Linked DNA regions of Homo sapiens: region 2 is linked to region 1. A link is a loop called in an ENCODE intact Hi-C map of the cell type or tissue named here. Cell type or tissue: natural killer cell. All regions are shown on one strand. Each heading gives the region's core, and the rest is flanking DNA. Links, peaks and the distances in the headings are about the cores only.

Evidence for each region. Peaks named below come from ENCODE experiments on the same cell type or tissue, not always from the same donor. Only the 100,000 strongest peaks of a DNase experiment are listed, where the experiment ranks them.
Region 2: it touches region 1 in a loop (3-fold over the local background); 3 of 110 quality-filtered maps call a loop at or near these places.

What each region holds. Positions count from the first base shown.
Region 1 is chr12:53,343,055-53,348,252 of GRCh38, reverse strand. It overlaps a transcript of SP7 not described here. Among named protein-coding and RNA genes, the nearest start is that of SP7, 9.3 kb to the right of the region's middle. RefSeq lists silencers at 2,772-2,831, 3,222-3,391. In natural killer cell, for the core only: a CTCF peak has its summit at 2,869 (motif pointing right); DNase peaks (open chromatin) are centred at 2,862, 3,342, 3,732 and 4,032; H3K4me3 peaks cover 1,015 bases; H3K27ac peaks cover 424 bases.
Region 2 is chr12:53,064,815-53,068,663 of GRCh38, reverse strand. SPRYD3 (SPRY domain containing 3) reads left to right here. Exons shown (of 11, transcript NM_032840.3): 7 at 360-509; 8 at 959-1,016; 9 at 1,972-2,091; 10 at 2,178-2,350; 11 at 2,698-3,849. The coding sequence ends at 2,832. Among named protein-coding and RNA genes, the nearest start is that of MIR6757, 9.8 kb to the right of the region's middle. RefSeq lists an enhancer at 2,224-2,725. In natural killer cell, for the core only: a CTCF peak has its summit at 2,550 (motif pointing left); a DNase peak (open chromatin) is centred at 2,533.

The DNA.
Region 1 (5,198 bases), core at 1,649-4,148:
TCTGGGCAAGGCATGGTGGGTTATGCTTGTAATCCCAGCACTTTGGGAGGCCGAGGTGGGAGGATGGCTTGAGCCCAGGAGTTCAAGACCAGCTGGAGAACATAGGGAGACCCTGTCTCTATAAAAATATAAATAAATAAATAAATAAATAAATAACTTCTGGATAGTTGGAGGCAAACCATTAAATATGTGAGTAAAGATGGCTTGACGTGTTGCCACCCCAGGTGAGCTTGGGAAAGGAAGATATACCTTCTAACTGGGCCACAAAACTGAAGAAAGAACACAAGGACTTTTGGCCATCCTGATTAGCTTTGGTTCTTATGATTATATAGTCAGTCCCTCATCCGTTTGTGGTAACCATGCATCCCAGATTTTCTGGAACTTTCCAATTTCAAATATTTCCCTAAACCAGTAATATGTTCCAGGAAAGAGAAGACTATGTATCTCCATCCTCAGCTTTTCCATAGTTCTGTCCCATAGTGTATCCATGCACAAATCTGTGCCCTTTCTAGCAAAAGACAAATGAGGGATGTAAAAATTAGGGTCTTCAGGCCGGTCGTGGTGGCTCAGACCTGTAATCCCAGCACTTGGGAGGCCCAGGCGGGCAGATCACAAGGTCAGGAGATGGAGACCATCCTGGTTAACATGGTGAAACCCCGTCTCTGGTAAAAATACAAAAAAAAAAATTAGCCAGGAGTGGTGGTGGGCGCCTGTAGTCCCAGCTACTCGGGAGGCTGAGGCAGGAGAATGGCATGAACCTGGGAGGTGGAGCTTGCAGTGAGCCGAGATCGTGCCACTGCACTCCAGCCTGGGTGACAGAGCGAGACTCCGTCTCAAAAAATAAATAAATAATAAAAATAATAATACAAATACAAAAAATTAGCCGGGCCTGCTGGCGGGCGCCTGTAGTCCCAGCTACTCGGGAGGCTGAGGCAGGAGAATGGTGTGAACCCGGGAGGCGGATCTTGCAGTGAGCCAAGATCGTGCCACTGCACTCCAGCCTGGGCGACAGAGCGAGACTCCGTCTAAAAAAAAAAAAAATTAGGGTCTTCAGGGCCAGGCGTGGTGGCTCACACCTGTAATCCCAGCACTTTGGGAGGCCAAGGTGGGTGGATAACCTGAGGTCAGGAGTTCGACACCAGCCTGGCCAACATAGTGAAACCCCATCTCTACTAAAAATACAAAAATTAGCCAGGAGTGGTGGCGCACGCCTGTAGTCCCACCTACTCGGGAGGCTGAGGTAGGAGGATCGCTTGAACCCAGGAGGCAGAGGTTGCAGTGAGCTGAGATCATGCCACTGCACTCCAGCCTGGGTGACAGAGCAAGACTCCGTCTAAAAAAAAAAAAAAGTAGGGTGTTGTACTGGAAATGTGATGGGCAGAAGATAATATGGTTGAAGAATGGGCTAAGCTGGGGGCATAATCCCTACCCTCTTCTTCTCAATCACCAAGACTGAGATAGAAGAGATCAGGAGGAGCAGTGCTGGGGCAGTATGTCACCAGTAAGGCCACAAAATCCCCAGGGTTACTCTCTGTCTCCAGGAGTTACTCTGGTGTTCTCCTTCCTCCTCTAGGCTCCCAGAGCTCCCTGCAGCTGCACACATTCTTCCCCTTTCTTTGTCCCTTGGCTGCCATGAGCGAGCCCACTAGACATCATATGCATCTTCTCCAAGAATCTGGAAGCAACTAGAAAGTGCTCTGAAGGTAGCACTTGAGAAGAAGCTCCCACAGCCTTCCTCTACCCCAGTTCCCAGGATCCTGGAGAGATGATGGGTTAGGCAGGCCTGAGTGCCATCTAGAATTGGAATGGGATGGTTGGTGGGTGTTGTCTGGCAGGGCACATTAGATGTCTCTGTCTGTCTCCTCTGTTAATTGAGGTCCTTCTGCTATCCTGTGCCAATGTTCTTGGATTCCTAAGGTCTCCTTATCTGGCAAGAAAGGCCTTAGGGTCCTTTAGAGGGCCAGGTAGAGAGAGAGGGTGATCATCTACGGGTGTGTTAACTTCTTCTAAGACCTGGCCTCTGTGGTTCATGTGTCCCCATGAATGCCCATGGTGTGACTATGACATGTGGTGTGTGCCTGTGTCAGCCTCTGTGTGTCAGGGCAGGGGCTCCTGTGGTGTGCCTATGTGTTGGGAGGGGGTGATGGTGAGAGCCTGGCTCCCTCTCCTCCTCCCCCATCCCTTCTCCCATCTGGCCTTGATCAGCCGGTCCCTAGGGAGGGAGCCGCGGTTTCGGATACAGGAAAATGTTCCAGGAAGCGGCCACTGTGCTGGGCCCTGCTCTGGCTCCCCCAGCGGAAATTGTTCCAGGAGGGAGGGAGGAAGGGAGTGTTGAGATAGGATTAAGGGAGGAGTGGGTTGGTTCTTGGCTCCCCTTTCCACAGGATAAAGCTGGATAAGTTGATGGGAAGCTCAGGTCAGCCAGGAACCTGGATGCTGCCACTGAAATCACTGAATGCAGGAAAATGGGCCAGCAAAAGAGGGTCCCCTTGCCTATCTGCTTCTCTTTTTAATGAAGTTTCAGTATTGGGACGAGGGTGGCCCCTGAGGGTCCCTCTTCTGGCCCTGCTATCATGTACACAAGCTGGAGACCAGAGCACCTGGGTCTTGTCTGAAAGTGGTGTGGCTTGGTGGGGAGGTAGGGGGCATACGATTCAGCTCCCTTTTCTCCCAACTGAGGGGGCTTTGAAGCTTGGATCCAGGACTGGGAGGGCTGCCTAATTGGGATAATGGAGGTTAATGGGGCGCCTGGAGGGGGTTGCCACGCTCCTAGATCAAAGGGGCCAGCTCTTCCCAGCCACCACAGCTGGAGGTCACAGCTGGAGGGGGAGGGGGAGGGGCTTCGGGCCAGCCAGCAGGGGGTGCTCCGGCCCTGGAAAGCCCGTCCTCTGAGTCTCTGATTCTCTTCTTCGCTTGGAACGGCTTTTGCTTAGAGAGTGCATTGGGGAGCGGAGGATAAGAGAATGGGGGAGCTCTGAGATCCCTACTCCTCTCTGTGTGGGGTGATGGGGAAGAGAAAGGGCATGAGAGACTGGCAGGCTGGGGGCCAACGGGATGTTGGCACCGTCGGGACCTCGGGCACTGCAAGATCCGGAGGAAGAAGCTTGGATGCAGCCTCGAGAAAGCTACGGCGGAAGAGGCAGGACTCCGGTCCTGGGTTCGGGCGGCTGAGAAAGGACTGGGCCGGGCAGCGGGGGGCGCTGGCTGGGCGGAGGCGAAGGGGCATCCGGAGTTCCCCCGCCGCCGCCCCCTCCCCCGGGCTGGCGCTCCCTCTCGGGCTCTAATCGGCGCGGCGGCCGCAGCGGGCAGAGTCAGCGCCGCCAGTCTCCGGGACGCGACTCCCAGCAATTGTGGTCGGGACCGCAGATATGCAGCTGCCTCCTGCCCGGGCGCCTGGCCCGGCCGGCCCCGCCCGCGCCCCGCCCCCTGCCGCCCGCCCCTCGGCCGCGCCGGGACACTGAGGCACGGGATGGAGGCGAGATCCCCGGCGGCCCTGAGCCTGGCCTAGGCCGCAAGAGACCTCCCAGCAGCCCCGGAGCTCACGACCTGTCCTGTCCTTCTGAGGGTGCCTATCTCCCCCACAGCTGTGGCTGGGGGCTAAGACCCCCCAAATCCTGCCTCAGCTTCAACCGTCCTTCTTGCCTCACACGTCCACGCGAGGTGGGGGTGGATGGGGGCATTGAACAGCGCTTTGAAATCCAGAGGGGGGCGTCCCATTGAGGCTATGTGGGGAGGAGGTGTTAATGTTGGTAGCTGAGTCCCAAGGACCTTCATTAACTGAGGCGGTGGAAAGTGGGCCTAGGTAGGCTTATAACTTACAGCGGGTTCCTATGTAGGGGAGGTGATGGAAGGTGGGGAGAGGGAGAAATGGGTGAAAAGGGGGAAAGGAAATAGTTCAGGAGGGATTGGGGCAGAGGGCAGAGGCGGGGGTTCTTCTGGGAGACTGAGGGCCAGGTCCTCAGATACTGCCCTGGCCCTTCACTGTTGGCCGGATCCAGCAACTGTCAAGAGCCATTCTCAGAACTGAATAGATACCTCTAAAATGCCTGCATATCCTGTGTGCAAGTGCACACATCAACACACAGATCAAGGGAAGTCATGTGTGACTACTCACCCCTCACATCTGATTGGACACCAAATCCTCTCCACCTCACATCCTCAATATCACCCCTTCATTGACTTATTTTTTTATTTTTTTTTTTCTTGAGACAGAGTCTGGCTCTGTCGCCCAGGCTGCAGAGCAGTGGCACAATCTCAGCTCACTGCAACCTCCGCCTCCCAGGCTCAAGAGATTCTCATGTCTCAGCCTCCCAAGTAGCTGGGATTACAGGCATGTGCCAAAAATTGGCACAGCCAATTTTTGTATTTTTAGTAGAGAAGGGGTTTCACCATGTTGGCCAGGCTGGTCTCAAACTCCTGGGCTCAAGTGATCTGCCCGCCTTGGCCTTTCAAAGTGCTGGTATGTGCCACCGTGCTGGCCCCCTCCACTGACTTCTGCTCATCCTCTCTGCTACTGCAGGCCACACCTTCCCACATCTTGCTTGGACTGCTGCAACAGATTGTTTCCTTGCCTCCGATTTTGCCCTTCTCCCAACTGTGACAATACTGCTAGGCACCATTTATGGAGCAACTACTAAGTGCCAGACACTGTGCTAAGAACTCAACACTTTTTATTGCTAATCCTTGTAACAACCCTGGGAGGTTACCATATTAAGTTGCCCCTTTCAACAGGAGAGGAATCTTAGGCCTCAAAGGTTAAATAGCTCACCCAAGCTTGCACCATTGTAAATGCCTGATTTACCCAGAACCGCCTGGCTCTAAGCCCTTATTTCATTCTCCTCTCTGAAGTCAGTCATTTCTCTAATATACGAGTATTCTCATATATTGCCTTTGGATCAAGTCTAGGCCCCTTGCATAGCTGATTAGAACTTCTCCATCAGCCTCCACTCTGTGTTGCACTCACACTCAATTTTCAGCATCTCAAAAGTTGTTAATCCCTCATACCTCTGAGCCTTTGCATATACTCTTCCCCCTTCCTACAACACTCTTCCTTTTTTTTTTCTTTTAGACAAGGTCTCATTCTGTCACCCAGACTATGTTTTTTTTTTTTTGTATTTTTTGTAGAGATGGGGTTTCGTCATGTTGCCCAGGCTGGTCTCAAACTCCTAGACTCAAGTGATCCACCCACCTCAGCCTCC
Region 2 (3,849 bases), core at 1,350-3,849, 280 kb after region 1:
GGGCGGACCTTTCCCAGCAGGAAAGGCTGCAGGGTTTTTCAGCGGGCGAGGATGCATCTAGAGCCCCCTGGTGTGCCGCTCCCCTAGCTGTGCTGCTTTCCCCGGCCTCCCAGAAAGTGTGTGGGGGAAGACAGCGTGGGCATTCAGCAAGGGGTGCTCTCCCCTTTGCCTCCCACCCCATCCTGCTCTTCCATGCTGGCCTAGAACTTTGGGGCCACATTGTATCTCTAGGATTCTTTCCCTTTCAGCCAGGAGTTTTTGTCAGACCTGGGAAAGTGGGACCCAGACTGCCTTGGGCCCAGGTTTCCAGGGTGGGTGTCAGCCTGTCCCCTGACCCCCATCTGGCTCTTCCCCCACAGCTGCTGGAGTACTTAGGGAAGGGCAAAAGCATCGTGGATGTGGGGCTGGCCCAGGCCCGGCACCCACTCAGCACCCGCAGCCACTACTTCGAGGTGGAGATCGTGGACCCTGGAGAGAAATGCTACATCGCCCTGGGGCTGGCACGGAAGGTGGGCACAAAGGCTGAGCTTTTTTGCTCATGGAGCTGCTCAGGTCTGGGGCTGTTGGGGCAGCACCAGGAAGCTCTTAGGAGAAACCAGGGGAGCCCAGGCTTTGGAGGGAGGGTGCTAAGCTGAGATGGAACACAGTTGTATGTGTCTGCTGTGTAAGAGTACACACCCCATGTGACCAAGGACCTGAGACAGGTCATGACTGCACCACACACTAAGGCCTGGGGGGAGGGGGTGGGACATGCCATGGCTCTGGCCTTAAAAGCTTAACTAACACTTTCCTCACCCTCCCTGGTTCCCCTGAAGCCCCAGTGCCTGCAGGGTATGAGTGTGCAGGGTTGGCACTCTCTGGGCTGTGGTCTGTCCCAGAGGTTCAGATGCTACTCGCCACTCTCTCCTGTCTTGTTTATGCATGGGACCATAGATTTTCTTTTCTCTTCTTGGTGCAGGACTATCCCAAGAACAGGCACCCTGGCTGGAGCAGAGGGTCTGTGGCTTATCATGCAGGTGAATAGCGGGCTGCCTGGGAAAGGTGGGATGGTGGGAGATGTGGAGGCATAGGGACATCCACTTTCCCCTCTCCTGGCCCCTCACAAATGGCCTTGCTGTTTGCCCTGCTGCTGGCTGACCTCCCCTTCCCAAATCGCTAGTGCTTCCTCCTCATCTGTGTTTTCCTCCCAGCTCTGGAAACCAGGGGAGCAGGACAGGAGAGGGAGATCTGGGCCCAGATGGGACATTCCAGGCCTCTGAGCTGGTCCCCCCGTGCCCTTCCTGCAGACCCTCATTTCCTCATTTTCTTTTTTCTTTTGCTGCTTGGTTTCCTTGGCTTTCTTTAGAAGAAAACTGAGCCTAGAGTTCCTCGACCCACCTCCCCCTGCCTGCCCTCCCTGGGTGTTCATTCCTTCCCTAGGGCCCCCTCCTCTGACTCATTTCCTAAGGGTTCTCCCTTACCCTTACCTTGAGCAGATGGATACTACGTCTCTTTATTTTATTTGGTGCCCCCTTCCCATATATCTCGCTCCAATTTTTTTTTTTTTTTTTTTTTGAGATGGAGTCTCACTCTGTCACCTAGACTGGAGTGCAGTGGCATGATCTTGGCTCACTGCAACCTCTGCCTCCCAGGCTCAAGTGATCCTCCCACCTCAGCCTCCTGAGTAGCTGGGACTACAGACGGGCGCCACCACGCCCAGCTAATTTTTGTATTTTTAGTAGAGATGTTTCGCCATGCTGGCCATGCTGGTCTCAAACTCCTGACTTCAGGTGATCCACCCTCCTTGGCCTCCCAAAGTCCTGGGATTCCAGGCGTGAGCCACCGCGCCCGGCCTCTCTCTCCATCTTTGTTTCCGCCCTGACCCTTCCCTTCCTCTGAGGGGTGGGAAGTGTTCAGCTTCATGAGCCACTCTGGGGGTGTGGTGTCAGCCCTCCTTCCTCAAGTGTTTGTCCTTTCCCCTCCCTCCAACAGACGATGGGAAGATCTTCCATGGCAGTGGTGTGGGGGACCCCTTTGGGCCACGCTGTTACAAAGGGGACATCATGGGCTGTGGAATCATGTTCCCCCGGGACTACATTTTGGACAGTGAGGGTGAGTGGGGTAGGGGTGGCCAGCCAGGCTGCTTGGGGCCGAGGGTGGAAAGGCACCACAGGAGCTCAGGTTTCCTGGTCTCCTAGGGGACAGTGATGACAGTTGTGACACAGTGATCCTGTCTCCGACTGCCCGGGCCGTCCGGAACGTGCGGAATGTCATGTACCTGCACCAGGAAGGGGAAGAGGAAGAGGAGGAAGAGGAAGAGGAAGAGGATGGGGAAGAGATAGAGCCGGAGCATGAGGGCAGGAAGGTGGTGGTGAGTACGGAGAGTTTGAGGTGGGACCAGGGTTTTTGGGTCTGGGCAAAGGGTGGGTATTAGTGGGGAACAGAACTCACAACCAGGGTGGGAAAGACGGGAAGCTCTGGCGTTGCCCAAGGGCTGTTCCCAGCTCCAGGGGTTGCTGAGATCGGGAGACGGTCTTGGGAGGCTGTTTTCCGGCCTCAGCACGCCCTCTGGTGGTCACTTCCCATAACACCTTAACTGCCCCTCTCCAGCCCCGCTGGAAGCTGGGGTGATTGGGGTTCAGGCCTGTGGAGCTCCAGCATCCTCAGGGAAGAGGCCACAGCCTGCTTGCTCCATTCTTCTCCCCACCTCCTCCCCAGGTTTTCTTCACTCGGAATGGCAAGATCATTGGGAAGAAGGATGCTGTTGTTCCTTCTGGAGGCTTCTTCCCCACCATTGGAATGCTGAGCTGCGGGGAGAAAGTCAAAGTAGATCTGCACCCCTTGAGTGGCTAGGGCCTCCCCTCCAGACCTGCTCCTTCTCCCTGCTCACCCTCTGCTGGGCCAGGCACCCAGTTCCTGACTTCCCAGAGGCTTCGTTTACCCAGCAGGCCCCTGGAGGTGTGTAGTCACTCTGCCCCCACTGGCTCAGGCCCCTGTCACGCTTCTCTGTGCCCACGTTTCTGACCTGGTGCTGCCACTGTTGTCAGTCCCTGGGCCTGAGTCCCTGGTTGGACAGGAATGGACCCAAAGAATGGTGTTGGTATGTGGGTGGTCCCACTCGCTTTGGTCAGTGGGCTTCTGGGTCCCCCTTTCCCTCACCGGCCCTGTGTGGGTGGAGAGGCGTGAGCACCCTATCTCAGCTGCTATTCGGGCATGATGCTTTGTAGAGGGTAGAGTAGACAGCCCCCTCCCCTACTCACCATGGTATTTCTCCTTGAATTCCTCTTTCTTGTTTTCTTTCCTGGTTGTGTGAACCAGTTGCTGCTGTCATACCCCTGGCAGGGCCAGGGGACCTCTCTTTGGTCATCTCTGTCCTTTCACTGGCTGCTGCCCCAGGAAGACTCCTCTAGGCTCTCCATCTTTCCCTTGAGAGCTGGCTCCCCACCCCAACCTGCTCAGGCACCACAGAGGATCTAGGTCTCTGGCTCCCCATACCTGGACCCACATGGGTGGGTGCCTGTTGCATGTTTAAGAGAGAGGGGCTGTGAGGTGACAGGGCACTAGGGCCTTCACTCCTTTCTCCCCTTCCATCCTTTCTTTACCAGTGCCACCCATGTCCCTAGCTCCCGGGTATTGGGGCTGAGGCTCTGGGGCCTGTCTCCCTGCCAGCGTGAGGGCAAGACCCCAGAGCCTTAGCTGAGCAAGCCCAGAGGGGCAGCGTGGCCCCTCCCTCCCCTTTTCCTGCCCCGTCCCATGCCTCAGCTTGCTGCTTGTGCCAGTTGCCTGTTTCGCTTCAGTGTTTGATTCTAGCACTTACATGTGTCCTCCCCACCAAGCCCTCTATCTCCTTCTAATCCTTCAACCCCTGGC